Regions from separate parts of the Homo sapiens genome. Here region 1 is linked to region 2. Evidence: read pairs that join two places in POLR2A ChIA-PET (ENCODE). Cell type or tissue: B cell. All regions are shown on one strand. Links, peaks and the distances in the headings refer to the core of each region. The heading gives the core; the rest is flanking DNA.

What was found. ChIA-PET counts read pairs that join two places held together with the same protein. Peaks named below come from ENCODE experiments on the same cell type or tissue, not always from the same donor. Only the 100,000 strongest peaks of a DNase experiment are listed, where the experiment ranks them.
Region 1: POLR2A ChIA-PET joins it to region 2 with 6 read pairs; 3 of 35 experiments call an interaction of 5 or more read pairs at or near these places.

Annotation. Positions count from the first base shown.
Region 1 is chr3:47,223,660-47,240,023 of GRCh38, forward strand. KIF9 (kinesin family member 9) reads right to left here. Exons shown (of 21, transcript NM_182902.4): 18 at 12,784-12,960; 19 at 12,375-12,490; 20 at 11,854-11,958; 21 at 4,339-5,043. The coding sequence ends at 4,993. It overlaps KIF9-AS1 (KIF9 antisense RNA 1), which reads left to right. Exons shown (of 7, transcript NR_033373.1): 3 at 8,108-8,204; 4 at 12,398-12,500; 5 at 14,745-14,910; 6 at 15,956-16,364. Among named protein-coding and RNA genes, the nearest start is that of SNORD13J, 19 kb to the right of the region's middle. RefSeq lists an enhancer at 4,292-4,551. In B cell, for the core only: no CTCF peak of the experiment used is centred there; no DNase peak of the experiment used is centred there.
Region 2 is chr3:47,106,428-47,111,427 of GRCh38, forward strand. All of the region lies in intron 5 of SETD2 (SET domain containing 2, histone lysine methyltransferase), which reads right to left. Among named protein-coding and RNA genes, the nearest start is that of SETD2, 55 kb to the right of the region's middle. In B cell, for the core only: no CTCF peak of the experiment used is centred there; no DNase peak of the experiment used is centred there; H3K27ac peaks cover 446 bases.

The sequences.
Region 1 (16,364 bases), core at 7,327-12,326, 120 kb after region 2:
TATATATAGACAGGGTCTCACTCTGTTGTCAGGTTGGAGTGCCACCATGCCCAGCTAATTTTTTATTTTATTTTTATAGACATGGGATTTTGCCATGTTGCCCAGGCTGGTCTCGAACTTCTGGGCTCAAGCAATCCTCCTACCTCAGCCACTCAAAGTGCCAGTATTACAGTCATGAGTCACTGTGCCTAGCCTAAGTATTTTAAGATGTTATCATTTCATTGACAAGCCCACAAACAATATATCAACTATTTTTTTCTTTGGCTCCATTCGTGTATGTGTGAATTTGTGTGTTTATGCTGGGAAGTCCTGGGAAAGTTCCATTTAGTGGAAAACATGCCCAGAGGAGTTGTTCTACCCAAAGGGGAGAAAGTTGAGATAATAATCCACTGATTTATTGGTTGAGGGTTGCTCCTAAAGGTGTCGTTAACTCCCTGGCATTTGGAACTACCCTGAAGCAGATGAACACCTATGTAGACAAAGCCTTTATGTGGAAAGTTGCAGATGCTTTCACTAGGAAGCCATTAGCAGGAATGGCAAGTGCAAGGGACTGTGTCAAGGCATGACAGCATCTGCTACAGAATGTGACATTTAAAGCCGGGTGTGGTGGCTCATGCCTATAATCCCAGCATTTTGGGAGGCTGATGCAGGCAGACCACTCGAGGTCAGGAGTTTGAGACCAGCCTGGCCAACATGGTGAAAAACCCCGTCTCTACTAAAAAAAAAAAAAAAAAAAAATACAAAAAAAAAATTAGCTGGGCGTGGTGGTGCGCGCCTGTAATCCCAGCTACTTGGAGGCTGAGGTGTGAGAATTGCTTGAACTCAGGAGGCAGAGGTTGCAGTGAACAGAGATCGCACCACTGCACTCCAGCCTGTCAAGAGAGTGAAACTCTGTCTCAAAAAAGGGCCGGGCGTGGTGATTCACGCCTGTAATCCCAGCACTTTGGGAGGCCGAGGCAGGCGGATCACGAGGTCAGGTGATTGAGACCAGCCTGGCCAAGAGACCAGCCTGGCCAATATAGTGAAACCCCATCTCTACTACAAATACAAAAGTTTGCTGGGTGTGGTGGCACGTGCCTGTAATCCCAGCTACTTGGAAGGCTGAGGCAGGAGAATCGCTTGAAGCTGGGAGGCGGAGGTTGCAGTGAGCCAAGATTGTACCATTGCACTCCAGCCTGGGAGACACAGCGAGACTCCGACTCAAAAAAAAAAAAGAAAAGAAAAAAGTGACATTTAAGCAAGGACTTAGGAAAGTGAATCATGTGGACATGTAGGGAAAGAATGTTTTAGGCAGAGGAAACAGCCATTGCAAAGGCCTGGAAGCAGGAGCTGTCTGTCTGGCATGTTGGGAGGAAAAGTAAGGAAGCCCATGTGGCTGGAGTAGAGTGAGCAAGGGGACAGTAGATGAGACAAGAGTAGAGAAATCATAGAAGTCACGATTATATAGGATCTTGTGGGATGTTTTAAGGACTTGGGTTTCACTCTGAGCAAAATAGGAAACCATTAAAAATTTGAGAAGAGGTGTAATGTGATCTAACATATTTCAGAAGGTCAACCAGGGCTAGACCTGGTGGCTTGTAATCCTACCTACTCTGGAGGCTGACATGGGAGGATTGTTTTAACCCAGGAGTTCGAGGATGCAGTGAGCTAGGATCATGCCACTGCTCTCCAGCATGAGGAAAAAAAAAAAAAAAAAGGTTCAGCCAGGCTGCTGTTCTGGAAATAGAGAGCAAAAGGAGAAGCCAGGAGACAGGAAGCTGTTGCAATATCCAGGCAAGAAGTGGTGAGAAATGGTCAGATTTTGAATATAGGAGGAAGGTAAAGCCTACTGAATTTCTGGATAGATTCAGTGTGAGGTCTGAGAGAAGAGAGGAATGAAGTACAAAACTAAGGATTTTAGCCTGAGCAATTAGGCTAAGGAAGGTTATGGGTAAAGTATGTTTAGGGAGACAATTAGACATTCGGTTTTCTAGCTCACCTCTTCACCAGTGATGAAGCCTTCAGGGTGCCATCTTTATTCAGGCAGTCCCATTTCCAGCTTCCTATATGGCATGAACTGACGTCTTATTTCTCATACTTATGTGGACATTTAACCTTCAAAAGTAACAATCCGCTCACATACCTTCTCCTAGTCCCTAGAAGACATAGCCAGTTCACACGCTGACCACTCAGGTTTTCAGTTCCTCCTTTATGTTCAGCTCCTGACAGTTCCCTTTCTTGCTTGCAAATCTTACTTTGTACAGTCGTCCCTTGGTATACATGTGGGATTGGCTCCAGGGCCCCTTCCATATGCCAAAATCCACACATAAGTCCTGCACTCAGTCCTGCGGAACCTGCACATACAAAAAGTTGACTCTCCACATATGCAGATTTTGCATCCCTTGAATACTGTATTTTCAATCCACCTTTGGTTGAAAAAATCCCATGTATAAGTAGACTTGTGCATTTCAAACCCGTGTTGTTCAAGGGTCAACTGTATTTCTTTTCTCTTTTTCTTTTTTTTTGAGACAGAATCTCTGTTCCCCAGGCTGGAGTGCGGCAGCATGATCTCAGCTCACTGCAGCCTTCGCCTCCCAGGTTCAAGCAATTCTTGTGTCTCAGCCTCCCAAGTAGCTGGGATTACAGGTGTGCACCACCACACCCGGCTAATTTTTGTATTTTTAGTAGAGACAGGTTTTTGCCATGTTTGCCAGGCTGGTCTCAAACTCCTGGCCTCAAGTGATCTACCTGCCTCAGCCTCCCAAAGTGCTGGGATTACAGGCATGAACCACCACATGTGGCCTCAAGGGTCAACTGTATTTAAAAGAATGTTATATTTTAGTCAGCACCTCTATTTGTAGCAGGAATGTTTTCAGATTATCTCACCTGTCACATTGTTGCAACTGGAAGTCCCTCCAGGGGTGACTTGGCTGGCAAATTAACTCAGCAGGAACTATTTTCTGGAATGACAGACCCATCTGAATGAACACAACACCCCTACCTTCCTGCCATACTGGAAGCATCGACTCCTGGAAGCATCAGTCAGGGGAAGAGAAAGGAGCTGGAGGAGGGAGAGGGCAGAGCCCCCAAGGCAATCCTATCACTTTCTTCAACAAAATCCATGTCCATCTGCTGATGGGCTGAAGAGCAGAATCACAGGGTTTTTGATTGGATAGATACTATCCAGTTCAACCTTCAACCAGGTGCAACCTCCTTGCCAGACAGCCTACTGCTGCAGGGCCCTCACTAATGACTTCATGCCAGGACTGCTCTCATTTTAAGCCTCTTCTTATTTTGAGATAACAATCTTAGCCAGGAGAGGTGGCTCACACCTGTAATCCCTTGGCACTTTGGGAGGCTGAGGTGGGAGGATCGTTTGAGCCCAGAAGTTTCAAGACCATTCTGGACAACATAGTGAGACTCCATCTCCAGAAAAAATTTAAAAAACTAGCCAGGCATGGTGGTGCGCACCTGTAGTCCCAGCTACTCAGGAGGCTGGGGTGGGAGGATTGAGCCCAGGAGGTTGAGGCTGCAAGGAGCTGTGATGGCACCACTGCACTCCAGCCTGGATGACAGAGTGACACCCTGTCTCAAAAACAACAACAATAACAACAAAACCTTTGGGAAAAATGTTTGCTACTCATTCAGCCCACATCCACATCCTCTTGCTTTCCCTTCTACCTGGCAGCCCCTCATGGCCTCTGTCACATTTCTCTTCCTCTTCAGGTAAGCAGACCTAGTTCCTTCCATCTTTCCTCATACAAAGTGGTCCCAGAGCTAGATATCACCCATCAGAAGTGATGTATTTTTCTCTCACAGCTTCCCATGACAGGACTGCCAGGTGAGCAGAACCTCCTCTCCCACTGTTGGAAGAATAACAGAAACCTCAAGGCCCTGATGAGGGTGTCAGACGGGGGAGCACCCACAGAGTGTCAGGCCAAGGCCTTGACCCATAAGAACAGAAGAGGGGGTGAGATACAATTCCAAGGAAGCACTGAAACTTTTCGCTCAGTGGAGACTTGGTTTACCAACCCAGGGGCGTATCAGTCAGCCTGGAAGGCCCCAGAGGGCCTGAGTTTGTTCTCTGAGCAAAGTAATGAACTCTTTCCCTTTGGTGCCACCACCAAGGGCCCAAGCTGCAGCCTGGTAACTTGATAGAGAGTGATATCTTCTCTCTTCCCTGCTCAGCCTTGACAGTGATCCCAGTTCCTATTCAGGGTAAATCGTTCACTTTCACTTCTGCTCAGTGCAGCCTACACGGAGAGAGAAAGCGGGGAGGGGAGGCACCCTGGTGCCTGGTGGCCGTGCATGCTGCGTAGGGAAGGCCGTGGTGTTCTGGAAACATGCAGAGGACATGTCTCCCAGAAGCTGCTCATTTATTCCCTGGTACATGGAGCCAGCTCTGCCTCATCCCTTTCTGGTCTCTGTGGCTAGACCTTATCCTCCCCTGGTTGCCAAATGAAGGAGGGCCTCCTCCTGTCTTCTTCACTGGCTCAGAAACACAGAAAAGATGTCTTGAGAGAACTTAGGGTCTGAGGGAGCTGTGAGAAGCAGAGCTCCTCAGACCGAGCTCACCACCCCCACCCTAGGATGTCTATCCAGGAAAGGGGCTGACCAGTGTGACAAAGGCCTGCCAGGAGGAGCCTGGCTGAGCTACTTTTCTGCCTTCCTACTTGAGACTCAGTTCTGACCTCACACATACATAGAGAATATGTCCTTTCAGACAGGAAATAAGACAAAGTTCTCAGATGAGCACTGAAAGTCCAAACTAGAAAGTTATTTTATCCTGTCCCTGCATATAAGACAGTGAATTAAAACCCAAAGTGCTCTGTGGAGATGAGCAAGGTTGTCCTTGGAGGATGCTCCTCCCAACATGCAGGCCAAATGTGTTCTCTGTGCTGGGTCCCAGCATTGGAGTAGAGGGGGCTGCAGCTCTGGGCAGGTGGTTGAGCAGCTCCACTACAGTAGGTGGGAGTTGCTGGTCTTGTCCTTTAAGGTACTGGCGATGAGGTTCTATTTTCTATGTGCCTGCTGGAGGCCCATCATGGTTTTCAAGTAATTATGCTGGACACAGAGGGAAGAGAAAACAGGAACTTATTAGGAGGGACAGACATAGCAGGGACTCAGACCAGGCCACTCACATTCACCCTATCATTCCTCCTGCAAACATCATGGGTTGTGGACAAGGATTCCTTCTGAGTAGCCCCAATTCTCTGAGAAATAACATCCATTCAAACTCTTTCATTCTTTTATCCTAAAGAAAGTGTGTAAAACTATTTTAAAACAGTCTGGCAGGCATATTTGAAAGGAGGCATATAGGTTTCAAGGGCATTCTTGGGAGTTTCTGATAGGGAATAGGTTCAGAAAGAAAAGAAGAGGGTTCTATCTCCAGAGGAGTTAGGGGCCAGGTATTCAGAAGGGCCCTCTCTTTGCCACTGCAATCAATCAGATGTTCACAAATTATACCTTTTTAATGCATCACTAGGCTCTTAGAAAGCAGGTGAAAACTGTAGGCTGAAACAGAAACAGTGGGCTGTAAGCCAGCAAACGCTAAAACTAGCTTGGAACATGGAATCTTAGGTTCCCCACAAAGTAGGAGTCTGAATTGAAGCTCCCATATTAAACTGGAATTCTTGAAGAGGGTTAAAATGGTCCTGGGTTGGTAATGCCCCATGGGTAACTGCAGAAAGCAAGTGCAAACCTTTTCAGGGGGAAAATAATTTCTATTTATGTGTTCAGGTCTCCTTGAGCTTAAGTTCAATCAAACACAAGGTCACGATTTCAATACACACACAAACACACACACATACACACGCCACTGTCAAGCCACCATGAGACTCAGTAAAACAGGAAACAGATTTTGACCATGAAAAATCTGATCTATATGTTTCCTATATAAAAGTATATATTTAAATAACTAAAACATAGAATTGAAAGAACATGGAATGGTTCGAGTATAACATTTGCATAAAAAGTCTGTGCATGGGCATATCTTAAACATTAAAAATGGCCAACACAGAGAATTATAGAGATTGGGGAATGAGAGAATAGAATTTTGACCTGTAGAAATACAGGACTCCTCTGCTTAATGATTTAGAATTTTTTTTTTTTTTGAGATGGAGTCTCGCTCTGTCACCCAGGCCGGAGTACAGTGGCGCAATCTCGGCTCACTACAACCTCTGCCTCCCGGGTTCAAGCGATTCTCCTGCCTCAGCCTCCTGAGTAGCTGTGATTACACGTGTGCACCACCATCCCCGGCTAGTTTTTGTGTTTTTAGTAAAGACAGGGTTTTACCATGTTAGCCAGGCTGGTCCTGAACTCCTCACCTTAAGTGATCCACCCACCTCAGTCTCCCAAAGTGCTGGGATTACAGGCGTGAGCCACCGTGACTGGCGAGTTGCACATTTTAAATGGGTGAATTGTATGGTATGCAAATTCTGTCTCAATAAAGCCTTTTAAAAAGCATAAAATAAGAATTTATTTAAAATAACTATCTGGGCACAGGGGCTCACGCCCATGATCCCAGCACTTTGGGAAGCTGAGGTGAGATGATTGCTTGAGCCCAGGATATCAAGACTGCAGTGAGCTATGATCGTGTCACTGCACTCCCTCCAGCTTGGGTGACAGAGCAAGACCTTGTCAAAAAAAAAAAAAAAAGGCTGGGTGCAGTGGCTCATGCCTGTAATCCCAGCACTTTGGAAGGCCCAGGCAGGAGGATCCCTTGAGTCTAGGAACTGAAGACCAGCCTGAGCAACATAGGGAGACCCAGTCTCTATTTTTAAAAAATTGTTTTTAATTAAAAAGAAAAAGAATGCCAGGCACGATGGCTCATGCCTGTAATCCCAGCACTTTGGGAGGTCGAGGCGGGTGGATCACCCGAGGTCGGGAGTTCGAGACCAGCCTGACCAACAGGAAAAATCCCATCTCTACTAAAAATACAAAATTAGCCGGTAGTGGTGGCGCATGCCTATAATCCCAGCTACTCAGGAGGCCGAGGAAGGAGAATCGCTTAAACCTGGGAGGCAGAGGTTGCAGTGAGCCAAGATCACACCATTGCACTCCAGCCTAGGTGACAGAGGAAGACTCCATCTTGTGGGGGAAAAAAAAAGAAGTTACCCAGGCTGGGCACAGTGGCTCATGCCTCTAATCCCAGCACTTTGGGAAGCCAAGGCGGGTGGATCACGAGGTCAGGAGTTCAAGACCAGGCTGGCCAACACGGTGAAACCCTGTCTGTATTAAAAATACAAAAATTAGCCAGGCATGGTGGCGCATGCCTATAATCCCAGCTACTTGGGAGGCTGAGGCAGGAGAATCACTTACAACCCAGGGGGCAGAGGCTGCCGTAAGCCGAGATTGCGCCACTTCACTCCAGCCAGGGTGAAAGAGCAAAACTCCGTCTAAAAAAAAAAGTTACCTAAATTACAGCATAGAGAAATGAGGAGCTGGAAGAAACATAAGATATTTTAAGAGATACAGAGGACAGAATGAAATAAAATACATCTAATCAGAGTCCTGGGAATGAGAATAGAAAGAAAAGGGAGGCAGTATGCAAAAAGATAACGGTTCCAATATTCCCTTCATGATTGAGAAAAAAAATACACACTCAATGAATAGGAACAGAAAAGAACGTCTTCAACCTAATAAAGAGCAGGTTCTAAGGTAAAGCCTCTAAGTGTGCTACCCCAAGTGTGGTCCTGGACTAGCAGCATGGACATCATCTGGGAGTTTATTCAAAATATAGAATCTCAGGCTCCATCAGTATCTACTTTTTTTTTTTTTTTTTTTTTTTTTTTAGACAGTTTCTCTTCGTTGCCCAGGCTGGAGTGCAGTGGTGCAAGCTTGGCTCACTGCAACCTCCACCTCCCTGGTTTAAGCAATTCTCACACCTCAGCCTCCCAAGTAGCTGGGATTACAGGCGTGCACAGGCATGCACCACCATGGCTGGCTAATTTTTGTATTTTTAGTAGAGATGGGGTTTCACCACAATGGCCAGGCTGGTCTCGAACTCCTGGCCTCAAGTGATCTGCCCGCCTCAGCCTCCCAAAGTACTGGGATTATAGGCACGAGCTATTGTTACCGGCCATCTGCATTCTAAAAAGACCCCTGGTGATTTGTGTGCACAGCACAGGATGGGACGTGCTGCTCTATGGGACCTTCAGAATCCATGTAAGAGACCCCTATGCTTAAGCCTCTCTGGATGGGCTTCAGCTCCTCACAGCCATCAGGTAAGTGAAGATGTCAGCTTAATCCTAAACGTAAAGAGTGAATTCAACTAGGGGAAATGATGACACAAAATCCAGAAACTAAGAAAAAGAATACCGATAAACTTGTGCTATGGTCTGAATATCAGTGTCTCCCCAAAATTCATATGTTGAAAGCTAACCCCCATGGTGATGCTATGAAGAGGTGAGGCCTTTGAGAGGTGACAGGTCTTGAAGGCTTTACCCTCAGGGATGGGATTAGTGCCCTATAAAAGGGGCCTGAGGGAGCTCGTTAGTTTATTGCACTTCTGCTGTGTGAGGACACAACTAGAAGGCACCACCTCTGAAGCGGAGGGCAAACCCTTACTAGCCCATATCTGCTGATGCCTTGATGTTATACTTGCCAGCTTCCAGAACTGTGAGCAATACATTTCTGCTGTTTTTTTTGTTTTGTTTTGTTTTTTTTACGGAGTCTCACTCTGTCACCCAGGCTGGAGTGCAGTGGTGCGATCTCAGCTCACCGCAACCTCCACCTCCCGGGTTCAAGCAATTCTCCTGCCTCAGCCTCCCGAGTAGCTGGAACTACAGGCATGCGTCACCACACCCGGCTAATTTTTGTATTTTTAGTAGAGACGAGGTTTCACCATGTTGGCCAGGCTGGTCTCGAACTCCCGACCTTAGGTGATCCACTCATCTCAGCCTCCCAAAGTGCTGGGATTACAGGTGTGAGCCACCGCGCCCAGCCCATTTCTACTGTTTATAAATTCCCCAGTCTAAGGTATTTTGTTGCAGCAGCCTAAATGGACTAAGCTTGATTTCTTAAAAATAACAAAATACCTACAAAAAACTATAAGGAAAGTCGGCCGGGCATGCTGGCTCACACCTATAATCCCAGCACTTTGGGAGGCCGAGGCGGGTGGATCAAGAGGTCAGGAGATCGAGACCATCCTAGCTAACACGGTGAAACCCCGTCTCTACTAAAAATACAAAAAATTAGCTGGGCGTGGTGGCGGGCACCTGTAGTCCCAGCTACTCAGGAGGCTGAGGCAGGAGAATGGCGTGAACCCGGGAGGCGGAGTTGCAGTGAGCCGAGATCACGCCACTGCATTCCAGGTTGGGCGACAGAGCGAGACTCCATCTCAAAAAAAAAAAAAAAACAAAAACCATAAGGAAAGTCAAAAGACAAATGACAAACAGGAAGAAATAGTTGTAAATCATATCACAAAGAGCTAATTTCTTGGTCAGGTGCAGTGGCTCATATCTGTAATCCCAGCACTTTGGGAGGCCAAGGTGGGTGGATCACCTGAGGTCAGGAGTTTGAGACCAGCCTGGCCAATATGGTGAAACCCTGTCTTTACTTAAAATACAAAAAAATTAGCTGAGTGTGGTTGCGGGTGCCTGTAGTCCCAGTTATTCAAGAGGCTGAGGCAGGAGAATAGTTTGAGCCCAGAGGCAGAAGTTGCAGTGAGCCAAGACTGTGCCACTGCATTCCAGCCTGGGCGACAGAGTGAGACTCTGTCTCAAAAAAAAAAAAAAAAAAAAAAAAAGTTCCTAAAAATTAATAAGAAAAAACCGGCCAGGTACAATGGCTCATGCCTGTAATCCCAGCACTTTGGGAGGCCAGGGCAGGCGGATCACTTGAGCCTAGGTGTTTGAGACCAGCCTGGGCAACAAGGCAAAACCCCATCTCTACCAAAAAAAAAAAAAATTAGCTGGGCATGTGGTGTATGCCTATAGTCCCAGCTACTCGGGAGGCTGAGGTGGGAGGATCGCTTCAATCTGTGAGGTCGAGGCTGTAATGAGCCATGATCATGCCACTGCACTCTAGCCTGGGCAACAGAGCACAACACCGTCTCAAAAGAAAAGAAAAGAAAAAAAAAAGACACAGAAGCACCAATAGGTTGACACAGCATGATCTTCAGGATGTGTTGCTAAGTAGAAAAAGCAAGGTGCAGAAAACTGAGGGGAAGCCAGGCACGGTGGCTCACGCCTGTAATCCCAGCACTTTGGGAGGCCAAGGCGGGTCGATCACCTGAGGTCAGGAGTTCGAGACCAGCCTGGCCAACATGGTGAAACCCCATCTCTACTAAAAATACAAAAAATTAGCCGGGCATGGTAGCATGCCCCCAGCTACTCAGGAGGCTGAGGCAGGAGAATCACTTGAACCTGGGAGGTGGAGGTTGCAGTGAGGTGAGGACACGCCATTGCACTCCAGCCTGGGCAATAAGAGTGAAATTCCATCCCACCCCCCCCAAAAAAAAGAAAGAGAGAAAACTGAGGGGAACACTAGAAACAAGTGATGGGGTGTCCTGTCAGAAGGGGTTTCCAGGATCTGAAACAAGTGACAGGGGTGCCCTATCAGAAGCTGATAGAGGGGGACAGCATTTGTACTTTCTTTTTTTTTTTTTTGGAGACGGAGTCTCTCATTCTGTCGCCGAGGCTGGAGTGTAGTGGTACAATCTCAGCTCACTGGGACCTCCGCCTCCCAGATTCCAGCAATTGTCCTGCCTCAGCCTCCCGAGTGGCTGGGACTACAGGAGCATGCTGCCACACCCAGCTAAGTTTTTGTATTTTAGTAGAGACAGGGTTTCACCATGTTGCCCAGGCTGGTCTCAAACTCCTGAGCTCAGGCAATCCACCTGCCTCAGCCTCCCAAAGTGCTGGGATTACAGGCGTGAGCCACCGTGCCCAGCCAGAGCCACTGTGCCCAGCATTTTTTTTTTCTTTTTTTTTGAGATAGAGTTTCGCTTTATTGCACAGGCTGGAGTAAAGTGGTGTGATCTTGGCTCACTGCAACCTCTACCTCCCAGGTTCAAGCGATTCTCCTGCCTCAGCCTCTTGAGTAGCTGGAATTACAGACATGTGCCACCACGCCTGGCTAATTTTTTGTATTTTTAGTAGAGACAGGGTTTCATCATGTTGCCCAGGCTGGTCTTGAACTCCTGACCTCAAGTGATCCACCCACCTCAGCCGCCCAAAGTGCTGGGATTACAGGCGTGAGCCACCGTGCCCAGCCATATACTTTCATGCTTTCTTAATGTTTGAAACACCTGAATGTATCACCTAATGAGTATGTTAATAAATAACTACAAAAATATTTGCGAAAGAATGAACTCACTTGGGCTTCTGCCCCGTGTGCATCTGCCACTTGCTGTATAAGCACTGCCTCTGTGCAAAGAGGAGTGTGCAGTGCACAGGGCCCTCTGTGTTCTGGCTCCAGACAAGGCCTTAGTAGAATGGAGACCCTCTGCACCAGCCTAACCTGCTCGAGGAGGAGAGTACCCCACCCACTCTATAGCTAACGCCATGTCTAGCTATGCCTCAGCTGCATGTGATCCTCTGTCCCCTGCCACCTGTGCAGAGTGGACCCCGTTGGAGAGGTCCTCCCTGACAGGTGGAAGCCTCAGGGGATCCCTGGGCCTTGTTCTGCGAACCATACATAGGCTAGTCAGTACTCACCAGCCATGTCCTGGCCTGGCCGTGGTTGGTGGGACTCCTCTAGGGTCCAGCCCAATTGCAGTCTAGTTGGCAGAAGACACCCACTGACTGAGGGTGACTAATCTCCTTGGAATGGTGCCATTCCTCCCCTACCTCTCTAAAGTAGGGAATATGATCCTGGGTTTCCTAGTCACTGAGGCCCCCATCCTCCTGGAGACATAGGCCTCTGAGTTACCTTCTGCTCTATCTTGACTTTGGCATTGTAGAAGGAGATGGAATCAGGGCCCTCAGGAAGCACCCTCTGCTGCAGCTGGCTGAATTTGTCCTGGTCATCTTCTCCCTGGGGGAGGACAGTCCCTTTAGCATGGTATTGTCAGGATATACCCTAGCAGAGCCTGTGGTGTGCATCAGGGCAGTCCCTTGCTGGGTTTGTGCCACACACCGCCCCACCGCCACCAAAAGGGCATCTCACAGCCCTCCAGCCCCCATGTCTGTCAGTGTTCCCACAGACAACCTGTAACTGCTGCCTGAGCAGGATGAACTGCTTTAGAAAGGTGGCAGTAGTAAGAGTGGTATTTTCCCCCATTCCTTGATAACCGAGGAGAGACCTGTACCTGCCCACCTGCCTGGGCTGGCTGTGGAGAGGCTGGGAGCACCACACACACTGCCATCTTTGTGTTGAGAACAGACATCAAGGGGCACTGCCCATTGCCCCATGTTCAACCACTGCCACACCCCTGCCCCTGTGCCGCTCACCAGAGACACAATCCTGTTCACAGGGACCATGCCTGGCCGGATGCTGCCGCCTGGCTTCAGTGCCATCTGCATGTCCTCAGGGATGACAAAGGACTCATTGTACCAGATGTCAAATTCTACAAGGAGGTGAGGAGACAGAACTTGAGGAAGCCGGTAAGGGCTGTGTGCTGTCATCTGTCTTATATCTGTTGCAGGCTCACCATCTGTTCACTTCCTGCTCCAAGGTCTTACCCTGTCCCCATCTCCATCTCTGGCCCTCACAGTCCTGGGAACCACACATCTCAAGCCCCTGCCCAGCCCCTGGCTCTGCCAGAGAGAAACTCTGAGGGTGCTTCCAGAACTCAGGCTGTGGCCTCTCCCTGAGTCTCCTTGTACCTCAGGTGGCGGCCAACCTTCCCAACTGTCGCACCCATGAGCAGGCGGTGGCGACACTGATCCACTAGGTGCTGGCAATACTGGATCTCAGCCCTGAGGTCACGCAGGTCCTGGTACTCGCTGCGGTACTGCTTCTTGAGGTCTTTGAGCTTGAGGATCAGCAGGAATTCTTCCTCATCGATGATCATCAGCCCCTTGTTTTCGTACTTGCCTGCAAGGTGATGGAAGAAGTCAGGAAATGAGGAGGTGTCCACCTGAAATTGGGGGAGGAAGGGATTCCAGAAGGTGGGCACAGAGCTGGCAAATCATGAAGACAGGAGACCACAGGCAGGGCTGGCCCATGGCAAGGAGATGGGCAAAGCACAAGAAGGCCAGGCTGCCAGGGCATAATCTCACAGGGAGGGGAGCTCAGCTCAGTGGGGCCACACTGGCATTTTAGGGCAAACAAGAGCAGAGGGCAGGGGAAGGTACAGAAGGCCCATGCTCCATGCTTATTTTATTTAAAACTCTAGTAGCCAAAGATATTTAGTAAGCACCCCTAGTATACAAATGTCTATTTTTCTTGTAAATTACATCTACAAACTGCCATCACTGGCTAGTACTACAAGGCACTTGGGCAAGGCTCCTTATTAATAACAGCAGATGTTCAAATTGTCTCTTGCTGATACACACATCCACCAGCTACTTTCTTTTTTTTTCTTTTTGAGATGGAGTCTCGCCTTGTTGCCCAGGCTAGAGTGCAGTGGCACAATCTCGGCTCACTGCAACTCTGCCTCCCGAGTTCAAGCGATTCTCCTCCCTTAGCCTCCTGAATAACTGGGATTACAGGCATGTGCTACCACGCCCAGCTAATTTTTGTATTTGTAGTAGAGACAGGGTTTCACCATGTTGCCCAGGCTGGTCTTGAATTCCTGACCTCAGGTGATCCGCCCGCCTCGGCCTCCCAAAGTGGTGGGATTACAGGCGTGAGCCACCATGCGCAGCTCACCAGCTACCTTCTTGTTAGAGATGATTAGACATCTATATCGTGTTGAGTAGCTATCAAAGGGCTCCAGGGACAAGGGTCAGTGCTATTAGTCTCTTTGCATGGATCTTTTAAGGTCTGTCAGTTCAGTGACAGTTGTTGGGTTAAGACAAAATAATTTGGTGTGCAAAGCCATTCACCCTGCTCTCCACTGCTCACAGCACCTGAAAGCTTAGCAAAGGCATCACATCAACCGCCATCCCCAAGTGTAGGGTAAGTGTGTTCTGCATGTGACCTGAGGTGTGTGGCTGGGGTGCATGAGGCAGCCCCCAGGTGCTAGAGGAAAGTGTTAGCACTTCCACTGATGTTTATTGAGAAAAAAGTGAGACACATTAAAAGCCACTAATGGAGTCATTAATGGAAAAGCAAATGTCTAGACTCTGGGATCTGGGATCTGGAGTGGGGAGTGGGAGTCACCCTCACCAGGTGTCTCACCTTCAATGCAGAGCAATCTGCTGTGGTCTCTATGCTGTGGGAGGTCCCTGATGTGATTATTTGGATAAGCCACAATCCTTTACAGAGTAGAGGCTTTACAGTACTCTATGAAGATGGGGAGTAACTGTGAACATCTTTTGTTCTACCCAGAGGATCTCTGATTATCTCCAGGAAGAAAAAGAGTTGAATTTAAAGATGATTTTACATTTTTACATTTTTCTTTTTTTCTTTTGTTTCTTTTTCTTTTTCTTGAATTACTGGCCTCAAGTTCTTTTACAAGAGACTAATGTTCCAAATATGTTGACCTTCCTGGGTCAACAAGTGGCTGTCAATAATAAGGTATCTAAGAGATTGATTGATTGATTGATTTGACAGGGCCTCACTATGTCGCCAAGGCTAAAGTGCTGTAACATGATCATGGCTCACTGCAACCTCAACCTTCTGGGCTCAGGTGATCCTTTCACCATACCTCCCAAGTAACTGAGACTATAGCCATGTGCCACCACGCCCAGCTAATTTTTTATGTTTTTTTGTAGAGACGGGGTCTCACTGTATTGCCCAGGCTGGTCTCGAACTCCTGTACTCAAGCAATCCACCCGCCTCAGCCTCCCAAAGTGCTGAGATTACAGGCGTGAGCCACTTCGCCTGGCCTAGGAGATATGAGTTTACTTGATCTGTTCAAGTAAATTCAATAAAATAAAGGTATTTTATTAATATTTTAATAATCAGTGGAAAAACAACTACTTTGGGGGGACAGCACAAAAATGGGGTTTTTTTTTTAATACTGATAAATTTTTTTTGTTTGTTTTTTGAGACGGAGTCTCGTTCTGTCTCCCAGGCTGGAGTGCAGTGGCGCAATCTCGACTCACTGCAAGCTCTGCCTCCCGGGTTTTACACCATTCTCCTGCCTCAGCCTCCCCAGCAGCTGGGACTACAGGCGTGCATCACCTACGCCCGGATAATTTTTTTGTATTTTTAGTAGAGACAGGGTTTCACCGTGTTAGCCAGGATGGCCTTGATCTCCTGACCTCGTGATCTGCCCGCCTCGGCCTCCCAAAGTGCTGGGATTATAGGCGTGAGCCACCGCGCCCAGCCGAAAATCGGGCAGATCACCTGAGGTCGGGAGTTCAAGACCAGCCTGACCAACATGGAGAAACCCCATCTCTACTAAAAACACAAAATTACCTGGGCATGGTGGCGGGTATGCCTGTAATCGCAGCTACTTGGGAGGCTGAGGCAGCAGAATCACTTGAACCCAGGAGGCGGAGATTGCAGTGAGCCGGGATCATGCCATTGCACTCCAGCCTGGGCAACAAGAGTGAAACTCCATCTCGAAAAAGAAAAAAAAATTTAATGTCTTCCTCATCTCATCCTTTGAAACTGTCCACTTTCAGGTGTATTTAGGAGTAAATGATATGCCAGCATACCATGCGTATATTTTATCTTAAATATGTAATAAGGGGCTGTATGTTCAAAGAAAGTGTGAGCAGAGAGGACAAAGAAGTGCTTGTTTGTCCCATAAAATCTTCACCATGTCCTCTCCCTGTGGCTCTGGATAGGGGTATGTCTATAGCCACCATCACTGGCCTTCTCCAGCTTCCCAGACCCGTGGAGGGCTTTGCCCTCAGGAATAGCATGTCATAATTGGTCTGTGAGGTATGATAAGAATGGCCCCAAGAATTAGAAAATAAAGTTGCCCTCTGAGAAATAATTGTTTAATTGTTATTATATTTTTTTTCCAAGACAGTCTTCATCTGTCACCCAGACTGGAGTGCAGTGGCGCAATCTTGCCTCACTACAACCTCTGCCTCCTGGGCTCAAGCGATTTTCATGCCTCAGCCTCCCAAGATGCTAGGATTACAAGTGTGTGCCACCACGCCCTGCTCCTCTGAGAAATAAATGAGTAAAATGCACCCCCTGTGAGTGAGATGATGCATCTGACTTGCAGGAATAAACCAAGTGACATCTGGAGATCACTCATGGAAGCTGGCCTGGAACAGGGTTGTGATTTAGCGAGGGAAAGCCCAGTAACCTGTGGTGTTTCCTGTCTGGAAGAAGACAGTAAGACTGAGCCAGGAGTGTGAAGAACAGTGTGGCCTCTGAACCACCTGTCCCAGAGTTGGAATGGTCACTCACTAAAATGCAGGTCCTGGGCC
Region 2 (5,000 bases), core at 1-5,000:
ATTAACAGCTGGAAAACAGCTCTGAAGAAATCAAGAGACACTGAAAAGTTAGAGGATTTTTGCTCTAAAAAAAAAAAAAAAAAAAAAAAAAAAAAAAAAGGCAGCCGGGCGCAGAGGCTCATGCCTATAATCCCAGCACTTTGGGAGGTAGAGGCGGGTGGATCACCTGAGGTCACAAGTTCGAGACCAGCCTGACCAATATGGTGAAACCCCATCTCTACTAAAAATACAAAAATTAGCCAGGTGTGGTGGCATGCACCTGTAGTCCCAGCTACTTGGGAGGCTGAGACAGGAGAATTGCTTGAACCTGGGAGGCAGAAGTTGCAGTGAGCCGAGATCGCGCCACTGCACTCCAGCCTGGGCAAGAGAGTGAGACTCCGTCTCAAAAAAAAAAAAAAAGGAAAAAGAAAAAGAAGAAGGCAACTTAAATATAGCAGCCCTTCTGCTGTCTTTACTCTCAAAGGTCTCTAAAAATGTTAAAGATCAAATCTAATTCCCTTTATGTAATGACATTCTCTTTGACGTCTCTTTAGAATGTTATCAGTAATTGTTATTTATCTTCTTCTTTGGCATCTTTCAGTTACCCTTTATCTTTGAATGTTCTTTTCTTGATTATTTACCTATTTATTCTGAACTGAAGATATTAAATTATCAGTCTTTTCCCCTTCTCTTAATTCTCTAAAAGCTCATTCTAACCAATGACTTCAACTATTAGTTCTATGTAGACAAATGTTATACTATGTTTTACTCTGAAGTTCTGACATAAAATGGCCTGCCTGAAAGTCTTTTCTTATCCCCTCAAAATAAACATACCCTAATTCTAATGAAAGAAATTTTTTTAATGTAAATCTTTTGTATTTGTTTACAACATACTGGCATAATCAATGTACTTATTAAAGGAGTTAACTTCGCCAACTGAAAAAAATTAAATCCTTTTACTTTAAAAAATAAAGCAATTAAAAACAAATGAGAAAAGAACACATATATTAAAAAGCAGAGCTCAAAAACAGGATTGGAGAAGTTTATAGTGGATGTATATATATATTTATATAGTAGTCCATCACAAACACATTTAGGTCTCAATAATAAAAATCTGATTATTCATGGGTAAACCTAGAAAGTCAAATTATTACCTCTATAACCAATATTTGAAATGTCCTTTCTAACCCCAGAAGCTTATCATCTTGCAAATAATTTAAAATGATGACAAAATTTGAGGTCCTACAATGTTGGACTCTCCACTTCCAGGATTAGTGCCCTCCCTCAAGAAAAAGAAAAGTCACTTTGGGTGGCGGGGGGGGGTGGGGGGGGGGTGGCAGGATTGCTTTGGCCCAGGAGTTCAAGACCAGCCTGAAAAACACAGGAAGACCTCATCTTGACAAACAATAAAAAATTAAAAAATTAGCCGGCCATGGTATTATGTGCCTATAGTCCACTACACCAGTTGAAAGCCTGGGGCAGGAGAATTGCTTGAGCCCTGAGTTTGAATCTACAATGAGCTACAATCACATTACTGCACTCCAGGCTAGGTGACAGAGCAAGACCCCATTGCATTAAAAAAGAAAAAAAAGCTGGGCACAGTGGCTCAAGTCTGTAATTCCAGCACTTTGGGAGGCCGAGGTGGGTAGATCACTTAAGCCTGGGAGTTTCCGACCAGCTGGGCAACATGGTGAAATCCCGTCTCTACCAAAATAAATAAATTTTAAAAAATGTTTTAAAACATTTTTTAAAAACTTAAAAAAGAGAGAAAAAGAAAAATGACATCATGGACTGCCTTGTGAATTAAATGTGGTGACTACAAAACATATATTATCCAGGATCTGGAACTGCACACATAAAAAATATTTCCAATCCCTCTTCTGCCAAAAATCTATCTTCCCTAAACTTACTCATTTAAGGCTTGATTACCTGCTTTTGAAAGGTAGTATGAAAAATAAAAATAAAGCATATTGATGTCATCTGGCATCGATATTATGCCCATTTGACAAATAAGACAGAGTTTGGATAATGTAGGTGATCTATCCAACTTCATAAAGCTCAATTACAGCCTGGGATTCAAACTCCACCTAAATAACTATTTACCTCATTATATTATAAAGATGCTTTCTTGAATTTTACTAAAATATTCAATTCTAATGATATTACTCTCAAATCACCTTATTTAGAAAAAGTTCTTAAATATCAGAGCCTGACCAGCCAGTAAATCACTCAGAGTAGAGACCCCACATCAGGAAGTTGGAAGGATATACCAACACACATGGATCTAACAGTTTGAGCTTGAGGAAGCAGCTGAGAGAAGCATCTCAAAGTCCTCAGGAATTTGGGGAATGTAGGAAGAGTGGCTAGACCCTCCAGCTGCCTGACCTCCAAAAAACTAAATGAGGCCAGTGTAAAAGTCTATCATGCAGTCCTTAAAACTCTAAGATTTAGGTTTCTTAGAGAAGCTACGTGTCTCAATTAAAAACCAAAATAAAAACAAAAACAAAGCAGAAAACATCATATTGCCTGGCATGCAGTGACTAAATCCCATGAAGGCAAAGGCAATGAGAAGTGTGATTCTTATGATTCTTATTAATCTTTTTCTAAGCCTGAAATTTGCTCCTGGCTGAATAGGGTCACTTCATTGAACTCCTTCTCCTTAAAGCCTGTTCAGGGCAACAGGGCTCTACTATGGCAGGTGGGTGGGGACAGAAATTGTCACTGTCACTGCAAAGCTATGGAAGGTTTAGGGGTTAAGGGTAACGTCTGCAACTCCCTTTAAGCTTCATCAAAAAAAGACTGATAGATAAAAAAGAGACGGGCAGACAGAGAATGTAAAATAAAGCAAACAGAACAAAATGTTAATAACTATAAAACCTAAGTGGTGCTTACATGGACACTAACTGTTCAACTCTTTCAACTTTTCTGTAAGTTTGAAACTTTTTATTAATAAAACGGGCCAGGGGTGGTGGCTCACGCCTGTAATACCAGAACTTTGGAAAGCCAAGGTGAGAGGATCACTGGAGCTTAGGAGTTCGAGACCAACCTGGGCAACACGGCAAAACCCTGTCTCTACTAAAAATACAAAAAAATTAGCAGAGTATGGTAGTGTACACCTGTAGTCCCAGCTACTGAGGAGGCTAAGGTTGGGGGATCACCTGAGCCCAGGAGGTTGAGGCAGCAGTAAGCTGTGATCGCGCCACTGCATTCAAGCCTGGGCAACACAGTGAGACCCTGTGTCGGAAAACAACAAAAAAATGTGGAGGGGAAAGATGGCTTCTAAAAAAGCCTCATTTCGGCCAGCCACGGTGGCTTACCCCTGTAATTACAGCACTTTGGGAAGCCAAGCCAGGCGGATCACCTGTAGTCAGGAGTTCGAGACCAGCTGGGCCAACATGGTGAAACCCCCTCTCTACTAAAAATAGAAAAATTAGCTGGGCATGGTGGCGCACACCTGTAATCCCAGCTACTCAGGAGGCTGAGGCAGGAGAATCACTTGAACCCGGGAAGCAGAGGTTGCAGTGAGCCGTGATCGTGCCACTGTGCTCCAGCCTGAGTGACAGAGCAAGACTCCATCTCAAAAAAAAAAAAAAAAGCCTCATTTGCCCAAATGTCCATCAACTAACAAAAGGATATACAAAATATCGTATACCCATACAAGAGAGTATTATTCAGCCATAAATAGGAATTAAGTGCTGACACATGCTGCAATACAGATGAAACCTCAAAAACATAATGCTAAGTGAAAGAAGCCAGACACAAAAGGCCACATATTGTATAATTTCATTTATACGAAATACCGAGAATAGATCAACCCACAGAAACAGACAGCAAATTAGTGGCTGCCAGGCCTGGGAGGAGGCAGGTATGAGAAGATTCTGCTTAACAGGCAGAGTTAGTTCCCTTTTCAGATGATGAAAATGTTTTGGACACAGACAAAAGTGGCAGTTGCACAAGATTATGAATGCACTAAATGGTACTGAATTGTAAACTTTAAAATGGTCAATATTATATTATGTGAATTTTACCTCAATTAAAACCCTATCTGGTATCCAATTACATTAAGTCAACCTGGACTGCCTTCTCTTCCTACAACTGGGAGATTTCCTAAAACTACAGGGGTTTTGGTAATAACCTGCTTTTTTGGTGGGGTCTGCCATGGCACTTTAACACTAACTAGTAACTTAGCTCCAAATAATTTCTCATCCTGTGTAGCTCTGACAATCTGTCCTTATTAAATGGTAATACTCTACCAGTAAACAACGCAAGAGTTTTGACTAGTTTATGAAATTCATAAACTATTGGTATTACACATCATCATGTGGCAGTTATAGGAGTAGGAAGGTATGGGAAACATGGAAACATTAAGTCCTAGTATATTTTACCAAAGCAGGGTTCTCTGTGAATAGCTGAAGAAAACGGAAGAGCTTTAGGAAATTTTAACCTGGCTTATAAACTGGAGCCATATATCCTTTCCTCCCTTCCCCAGTCTCCTTTCCCCTTAATATGAGAAGAGCACTGAGCTATCAAAGAGTGTCTGTTGCAAGTAACAGAATTTAGATCAGGTTTGAAGCTATGTGTTTTACTGCAGATACCACAAAAGACCAGCATCCAGACAGCTCATCCACTATTGTCCCTGTAAGAGAGGCTTGTGTCCAAACTGTGGTTCCTTTAAAAAAAAAAAAAAAAAAAAAAAAAAAAAAAATCTCAAGAAGGCCTGGCTGGCTAGGGCAGAATGAAAGAAGGCATCTTTGAAAATGTGCGTCTGGACTAGAACTAGTGATTTTGGAAATTCAATGGGCTGCTTTGAGAGGTATTGAGTTCTGTATCAACAGTGTTCAAAGGAAGTGTAACCAATTATTTGTTTAAAATATTATAAAGAATCCAATGAATGGATATGGGGCATATGACAATTCTGTGGGATATTTGCTTCAAATAAACAATTAAAAACCAGTTATGAGAAGCCTAGGCAACATAGTGAGGACCCCATCTCTACAAAAAATAGAAAAATAAAGTAGCTG